Linked DNA regions of Homo sapiens: all the other regions are linked to region 1. A link is a contact called in ENCODE Hi-C data. All regions are on one chromosome and are shown on one strand. The core of a region is the stretch at or near the end of the contact, and the rest is flanking DNA. Distances in the headings are between cores, read along the strand shown. Region 1 overlaps CTNND2 (catenin delta 2). Region 2 overlaps DAP (death associated protein). Region 3 holds the start of CTNND2 (catenin delta 2).

What was found. A loop is a pair of places that touch in the nucleus more often than their neighbours do. Pooled maps may share reads with other maps.
Region 2: a loop to region 1 is called in a pooled map, with 3 times the contacts of the local background. The contact joins two enhancer-like sites. A Hi-C loop is called at or near these places in 5 of 50 pooled maps.
Region 3: a loop to region 1 is called in a map of dorsolateral prefrontal cortex, with 13 times the contacts of the local background. The contact joins the promoter of CTNND2 here to the enhancer-like site in region 1. A Hi-C loop is called at or near these places in 3 of 168 maps with a recorded cell type or tissue (dorsolateral prefrontal cortex and posterior cingulate gyrus) and 4 of 50 pooled maps.

Annotation. Positions count from the first base shown.
Region 1 is chr5:11,383,363-11,385,930 of GRCh38, forward strand. CTNND2 (catenin delta 2) reads right to left here. Exons shown (of 22, transcript NM_001332.4): 7 at 1,303-1,867. Among named protein-coding and RNA genes, the nearest start is that of CTNND2, 520 kb to the right of the region's middle. RefSeq lists an enhancer at 2,320-2,568. Within about 2 kb of position 1,294, at least 5 of the 41 ENCODE cell types and tissues checked have a DNase peak (open chromatin) inside an H3K27ac peak, as active enhancers do; they include dorsolateral prefrontal cortex, where a contact is called at or near this core.
Region 2 is chr5:10,693,998-10,696,565 of GRCh38, forward strand. All of the region lies in intron 2 of DAP (death associated protein), which reads right to left. Among named protein-coding and RNA genes, the nearest start is that of DAP-DT, 66 kb to the right of the region's middle. RefSeq lists a silencer at 1,291-1,350. Within about 2 kb of position 1,279, at least 4 of the 41 ENCODE cell types and tissues checked have a DNase peak (open chromatin) inside an H3K27ac peak, as active enhancers do.
Region 3 is chr5:11,903,179-11,905,746 of GRCh38, forward strand. CTNND2 (catenin delta 2) reads right to left here and starts at 1,268. Exons shown (of 22, transcript NM_001332.4): 1 at 639-1,268. The coding sequence starts at 675.

The DNA of each region.
Region 1 (2,568 bases), core at 44-2,543:
AGTACATGTTCACTCGCCCCCTTTTCTAAGCAGATCGCTACTCCTGAGTCCCTACAGCATGAAGATTTAGGTACTCATACTGGGTTGGCACTAATAATTGTCTACCTCAAAAATTCTATTTGAGAGAGAGGCAGTGAGTGAGAGAATATTTTCATTTCAGTAAACGTAGCTAGCATAATTTTGTGGGCAGTGGCACCCTAGCCTGCATCCTGTTAGGCCAGGCCAGTCCACACTGGCAATTACTGTGCTGAATTAAAGAAGCCCTTGGCCACCTGCCTCATGCATGCAACAAGCTCCTTTTTTAAATCCTATTTATCTTCACAGTCATCTATTTGTGTCAAGAAAGGAAGCATATGAGCACAGCATCTGTTACTAGAGTGACACAATTACCAAATCCTTCTGTAAGGGAAAAAAAATTCACAATAAATCCGGGTTAGTTGTCAGGTGTTTCAGAAGACAAAACATTAGTCTTTCAATCATGGTGTCTTGTTTAAGCTGAGCATATGGTGCTAACAGCAGAGAGGCACCAGCGCAGCCTGGTCGCTGACGGGCATAACGACCACAGAAATGTCACCTCCTCTAAACTGGGAGAGGAAAGCAGGTTTCTCTCCCCAAGCCCAGCCCCTCCCTCCCTGTAATAAAGCAGGTACAAATTTAAGGGACTTCATCATTGCTAACTTTGTCGCAAATGTTAGGACCCAAGTACATCCAATGACAGGTATGGGAGAGTCCTTTAGTTTTCCCAATAACTAATTTAGCAAAGATGTAAATAAATTCAAGCCAAAACAAAAGGGTAATAATTCAAGGCAATTCATTATTAATTATTTCCCCACTACTATTGAAAACTATGTAAGCTGAACGTCTAATTTGAGAAAATCCCTTACTTTTTCCACAATGAAATGTAGACAACTAAAGGTGACCCTGTCAATACTGCAACTGTTACTTGTTTTGCTTTTTTTCTGGATACCATCAACAGGTCTATGGGATGCTTTCCTAAATGTGTCTTACTTTTATGAGTTAGTCTTTAGGCTGGGGAGAGGGCAGAGAGAGAAGAGAGGAGAGAAGAGAGTGATATAGGTGTTAGAGATTGAGACACCACATTACTCCGGAAAAGAAGTCACTGACAAACTGTAGGGAAGATACTGACTTGTTCCAGGAAAGCCCTGGCGTTCTCTGTCTCCTGCAACTACTACAACCTGGCAGACAGCGCGCCCGGCTTCGCTTCTGCTCAAGCCGGGCTGCTGCTTCCGCGTCCCCGCCACGCGCCCAGGTGAGTCGCGCCAGGTGGCAGCGAGCCTTTACCTGCCAGGCTGCCCGGCCTCTGGAGGGTGGCCGTGGCATACAGCTCCTGCGAGTGCTTGCTGTACTGCTCGGACGCGTGGACCAGGCGCTTGGTGGGCGACAGGGTGGCGTACGTGCCGATGGTGGAGCTCAGCTGGTGGATGGGCGAGGAGGAGATGGTGGACTGCACGGTGGGGGGCGAGGTCACGCGGATCGGGGACAGGCCGGCCGAGGACACGACGATGTTGATGGGCGAGCTGGTGCTGTAGGACTTGGCCAGGCGGCTGGGCGACTGCTTGGGCGAGGAGCCGCGCGGCGCGGCGTAGGTGGCGCCCTCGGGGGCCGAGCCGCCGCGCTGCAGCTTGGTGGGCGAACCGCCCTGGGGCGCGGCCAGCGGGGAGCCCCCGCGCGGCGGCGCGGGCAGCGTGGAGCTGGAGTAGTAGAGCGCGGCGGCGGCGGCGGCGGGCGGCGCGTCGGGCAGGTGGAAGGCGCTGCCCAGGCTGGGCGCGAACGGCTCCCGCGGCGGCGGCGGCGGCGGCGGCGCGGGCTCGGGCCCCGCCAGGTGGCCGGCGCGGCTGGTCGTGCCCTGTGCCCGGGAGAGGAGAGAACACGCGCACTTAGCGAGGGAGAAGCACACGGCCCACCCGGCCCAGCCCGGCCCCGAGAGCAGAGGCACACCGGGGATGCCGCGGGCGCCCGGCGGCTCTGCGATCCCAGCTGCGCTCGGGGCAGTACGCGAACCTGCGCCCCGAACTCTCCTGGGGCGGATTTCTTGTCCTGACACTGGCACAGGCCAGCTGACTACTGGAGGGAAGTCACGTTTGACAAATGAGACCTGTGTTTGCTTACATGTAGATGTTATTTCGGAAATAGCAGAAGCATCGCATTAGTCACATAAAGATTTTTAAAGCCCCACCCCGACAGGGCAATCATGATCTCCCTGGTCGCAATCACAATCTGTTTGTTTTAATGAGAAATTCGGGCAGTAAATCTTTTTCTGTCCCCCACTCCCCACCCTTGCCCCAGGTCATTTCATTAGATACACTTTCTACCTCTGAGATTGGCCGAGTTACATACTTATCTGGAGAACATCAAGAATAAACATACTTCTTACAGTTTATTCTGTTGCTATTGTCGCGTGGATTCTTCTTTTTGGACAATGAAAAGTTAAACGGAGGGAAAAATACTAAGTCAGAATGAATTCGCTTCGTCTTTTCAGCATTAAAAAAAAATCTAGAGGAATTAGAGCAATTGGAAATGAGAATGCTAAAAAAGCCTCCCTTTTCT
Region 2 (2,568 bases), core at 29-2,528, 690 kb before region 1:
GGCTGGAACCTTGCTTGGGGTCCTGGGGGTGGAGCCCGGGAGGAAGCGCAAGGGCTGTGCTCTTCAGTCGGGTCGTCTGAGATCTCCACCATCTCAGACGACTCTGTTCCTCAGTCTCGGGAACAAAATGCAGGGGAGGCTTCAAACCATTTAACAGATTCGAGGCAGCCGACAGGGCCAGAGACGATTCAGAACCACGCAAAGGAGGGACCGTGGCAAATGGACACCATGAGTGTGGGCTAGAGTGTTGGATGATCCGGGTTCAAATCCTGACTCTGCCAGGGACAAGCTGGTGAGCTGGTGGTTGACTTTTCTGAGGCTTAGTTTCCTTGTCTATAAAACTGGACAGCAACAGACCCTACCTTCTTAGGTGACTCTATATATGTGCATACACACACACACACACACACACGCACATACACACAGCAGAAAGCAACAGATTCTAAACAGGGTCGAAACACAGTTTCCAAATTTGCTTCTAGGCTGCCTGGCGGGCTCTGTGCTTTCCTGAGGAGGGTGGGCAAAGAGACTGCTTTTCCAGGGTAATGACCTTGAGAACTGGGCCGCACCTCAAATCAAACCCTCTGTCAGTGCAGAAGAAGAGGCCCTTGGGCCTCACCCACTGTGTGCTGATGAAAGGTAGTCACAGTGTGTGCTTAGCACTTGTGTAACAGAGAGGACACGACACTAGAGCACTGCAGTGGGAGGACAGGGTACCCTCGATCAGCTTCTGCCCATACAAAGTGAATGGGGCTGGGGGCTCTTCTCATGCACTGATGAAGGGGGTGACATAGGTTGTGGCCCAGCACATGCGCTCATTGACCGGGAAAAGCAGTCTCCTCAGGAAAGCACAGAGCCTGCAGGGCAGCCTAGAAGCAAATTCCAAAACTCTTGTTTTGACTCTGCTCAGAATCCATAGCTTTGTGCTTCCAGAGTTTACAGAAAATATATTCCCAGCTGGGGTGACTTTTTAAACATTTCCCAGTAAGTCGATGGAAAACAAATCCGTTCCTGCCATTTTTAGTTCTTGAAATACCTTCTTGGCTTGGTCTTAATTTATTTGGGCTATTAATTTTCTGGACAGCAAAATAATAATTAGCATGGCTGGTGAGCAGAGGGAAACGTCTCACTCGATTGCACCCAGACATTTCTGGATAACATCATTCTTCAGAGTGTGACAGTCGAGGCTGTCTCCCTCCTTCAGCCTGGCTTCAGCACTGACAACATTTCCACAAGATGGCACTGCTGGTCCTCTCAGCCCGCGAACGCTCCGGCCAGCTCAGCCACCTCAAGGAGAAATGGAAGCCGGCCAGGCACTGCGGGCGAGGGCTGCTGGCACCTGGGCACGAGGGTGCCCCTTCTCCCCAGGAGTGGCTAATTGTCACGAGTCTGACCAAAGGCATATAAAACTCAACTTCAGTGTCGTAAACACAATTCTAAACCCGAGAGAAAATAATCTGGAACCTAATTCCTTCTAAATTTGGCATAAGAAATTTATAACATTTTTCAAAAGGGCACAACCAGAGGTGCTTTTCTAGGTGAGAATGCTTGAGCTCATGTTCACATTGGTCTAACAGCACCTTCTTTGCAGTGAGATGCTGTTTTCATACAACTGGAATCAGCCTTCAAATCCTTCAGTGAAGAGGCTGGGACGGCAATCTGCCCCTTCCTCAGAACTACTGCTTCCAGGACACTGTGATTTCAGGACAAAACTTCATCTCAACCTGTTCTTCTGGGTCTGGGCCAGGTCTGGGTCTGTGTGGGAAGGATGCTCTCATTTGGGGGTTCTGAAATATTTCTCTCCAGGTAGCATTCCACCCACAGATATTTGGCTAATTGTTGATCCAGATGTCAAAACTTCACAGAGATTTTTTTTTTTTTTTAGTTAGGAAAGGCTAAACCCCCAAGTTCTGAGTGTGTTGGGTGAATAGGGCTCATCAGTAGATGACGTGTTCCACACTCTGCATGTAGTGTGAAAGCCACAGACTGGGAGTCTGGTTTAAACAGGAGGGAACCTTCATTTTCCCTCTAGACACAGCTCCAGAAAGCTCCTGTGTGCCCAGCACTCTTCCCATTCCAGACCACTTCAGTTTCTGGCGTGTGGATCTTCCCTCCCCCTCCTCCTGCTCTTCCCTATTGTACCCCTTTCCCTGGATGCAAAGAAGGGGAAATAACAACAGGAAGTGTTAATTACCCTTCTCACATCTTATGGATTTAATACGTAGTGATGGTCCTGGGCCACTGAGAGTCTCAAAATTCATCACATATACAGAAGCGACCACATCTGAGGGGCACAGCCCAGGCACCACTTCCTGAAAGTGAGCCAGGGAATAGGGGGTGTGGCGGGGGGGAGGCTTCAGCCTGGTGTAGAAATCCCAGACATTCTGCTGCCATCTCCACAGGAGTCATAGGCGATTCAGAACCACAGACAAAAGCAGTGTCATGGCACGTTTGAGGGCTTGGGCTTAGGAAATAGATGGTTCTGGGGTTGAATCTCAGTTCAGATGAGCAGCCTCTCAAAGCCTCAGTGTCCATCTGTAAGATGGGAATGATTCCTACTTTGTAGAA
Region 3 (2,568 bases), core at 18-2,517, 520 kb after region 1:
TCAGGCGGCGCTTTCTGGAGCCTGGCTGTCTATTGTCAGCACGCAGAAGCCCCCGAAACCTGTGAAGCCGGCTGCAAAGGCTTGCTGGGAAGCCGCTAAATATAGACCAAGGGGGCTCAGGGTCTGGCAAGCCGCGGGAGCCTGAAGACACGGCCATGGACGCATATGACTAAGTCTTTCCATTTTGTTCTAGCCAAACATCGTAATGACATTGAACATAAGGGCAAAAGACTGGAGGGAAGTCCTCCCCACCCCCACCCCGTCTCCTCCCGTATATTAGGGACGTCATGAATGCACCGAGTATGTTCTCAGGGTGGCGGGGAGCAGCATTGTCGGTGTTGCCCTAAATACGCTTCCTCCCGGGGAGATGGGTGGCAGGGAGGGGGAGCACGCAGGGCAGCCACTTGGTAACCGCTCCAAGAAAGGCACTAACCCCGGACCCCCTTCCAGGCACAGCGGCTTCCGAGGGGGACCTGGCGCGATCGCGGTCCTCCCCGAGGCAGGCAGAAACCCCGCAGCAGCCGCCGCCGCCGCCTGCCGGCCGGGAGCCCAGGACCACCCCCACCAGCGGCAAGAGGAGGAGGACGGCGCCGGGAGGAGGCTGCGCCCGGCCCCGGCCGCCCAGCCCCGCAACTCACCCAAAGGCGCGGCGCCCGGCGGCTTCCTCGCAAACATGCACCCTCCGCCGGCGACAGCTCCTCAGTCCGGGAAGAGGCGTGCGCGGCGCCGCCCGGCTTCAGGGCAAGGTCCTGACCTTGCCCAACTGCAGCATCTTCCGCTTTTGTTGTCTGAGCGCGGCCGCGGGACAAGGGATGCTGGCGGGCGGCAGGGGCGAGCGCCGCGGGCGAGAGGCGGCTCCCGACGCGAGTGCGCAGCGCCCGGCCCGGCGGCCCCTCCGAGCTCGGCGAGCGCAGCGCCCCCTGCCCGGCTCCGCGGGCTCCACGGGCTCCTGCGGGCTCCTCGGGGCTCCGGGCGCCGCCGCCAGCCGGCCGGGCTGAGAGAGCAGCCGCCGCGCCCGCAGCTCCGCTCAGCCGGCTGTCGCCGCGGGCGCGAGCCTGGGGCCGCCGCGGCGCCCGGCGCCGAGCGCTCCCGAGCTGCGCCCCGCGCGCGGCCCGCGCCACCTGTGCCGCCGCCGCCTCAGCCGCCGAGGGCGAGGCTCCTCCCGCGGCGCGCGGCAGCCTCAGCCTCCACCTAAACCTCGGCGGCCGGCCCGGGCGCCCGGCTAGTGAGGGAGCGTCCGCCCCGCCGCCGAAACCGGCCCCGGGTGCGGAGCATGCCCAGTGCCGCCGCGAGAGCGGCGCTTCGCCGCGCGCGTTCCACTTCTCCTGGTTTTCGCGGCAGCAGCGGCAGCCGCGGGAGAGAGGGGAGGAGGCCGCGGGTTGGGAGAGGGCCGAGCATCCTTGGGAACGCACGCCCTGGACCTGAGATGGGTGGATGCTCCGGAGCTAGGCGAAAGCTGGAAGGGACCCGGGAAGGGATGGAACCCCAGGTTACTCCGCTTCCCTAATTCACGTGCAAGGCGCTGACAGTTGACTCTGGTGGGGCAGATGTCAGCCTGCAACAAAGGACCAGGGTGCGAGGGGTCCTAGAGTGGCCAGGTGGGTTGGGGGAGGGAGGCTGGCGGAACGTGCTGGTGAGCGCAGGTAGATGCTCTTGCAGATCCTGTGATTCCAGAGCTAAGGAGGCACGAAGTCCAGCAGAGGTCTTCTCCACAGCACCTGCCCAATCTTGCCATCACCTTCCCTGTTCAGATGGCATGTTTTTGGCGGGTAGTGAGGGTTTCTCCTTAGGCAAAATCACTTCAGATTTGAAACTGGAATGTCTGTAAACTTCCTGCAAGAAAGACCCTTGCCCAGTCTGGAACTTGAGCAGATTAAGTTCTCTCTCCTCCCCTTCTTGTGCCACCTTGTCCTCCTCTCTTGGTATCTTCTGCTGCATCTCTGCCACCTTCTCTTCCTCCTTTTCTTCCTTATTTCAAAGTGAACCACTCCCCTGATCCTTCCCCACAGTCTTCCAGTGCATCTCGCATTGCCTTCTTCACGTTCAAATCAGTTTTCCATATCACCTCCTGGCTTGACTGCTCCTTGACCCCATCGGGACTTCCCCATGCGTAGCCTGCTGTGAAATACAGCAAGTGGAATCACCGTATTCAAAGTCTTGTTGAAAAACGAAACCCAAAACATGTGCCAAGGAAGGCCTCTGGGCCTTCGCCCCTGTCCCTCTGATTCAGCAGCAGTCAGGACGGGGCTCACGTCTGCTGCATTCACAAGCCAAGCCAAGCAGGGCACAGCCTGCCCAGGGGCCAGGTCGAATGTTCCTCCTAATTATGCCACGGGCATGACCCTGAACACCGCAGACTGTCTGAGGTTGTGATCTCCTCCACCCCCCCCACCCCCCCCACCCCCGCAGAGCTTGTTTCTGAAACACAAATAAGCATGACAGAATGCAGGAAATTGTAATAAAAGGGATTTGGTGCTTACGATTCTCAGTAACATTGTGCTTCTATTTTGTGTTGAAAGAGATTATCCAACAAACTTAAATGATTTGAATATTCAAGTCTATTCTTTA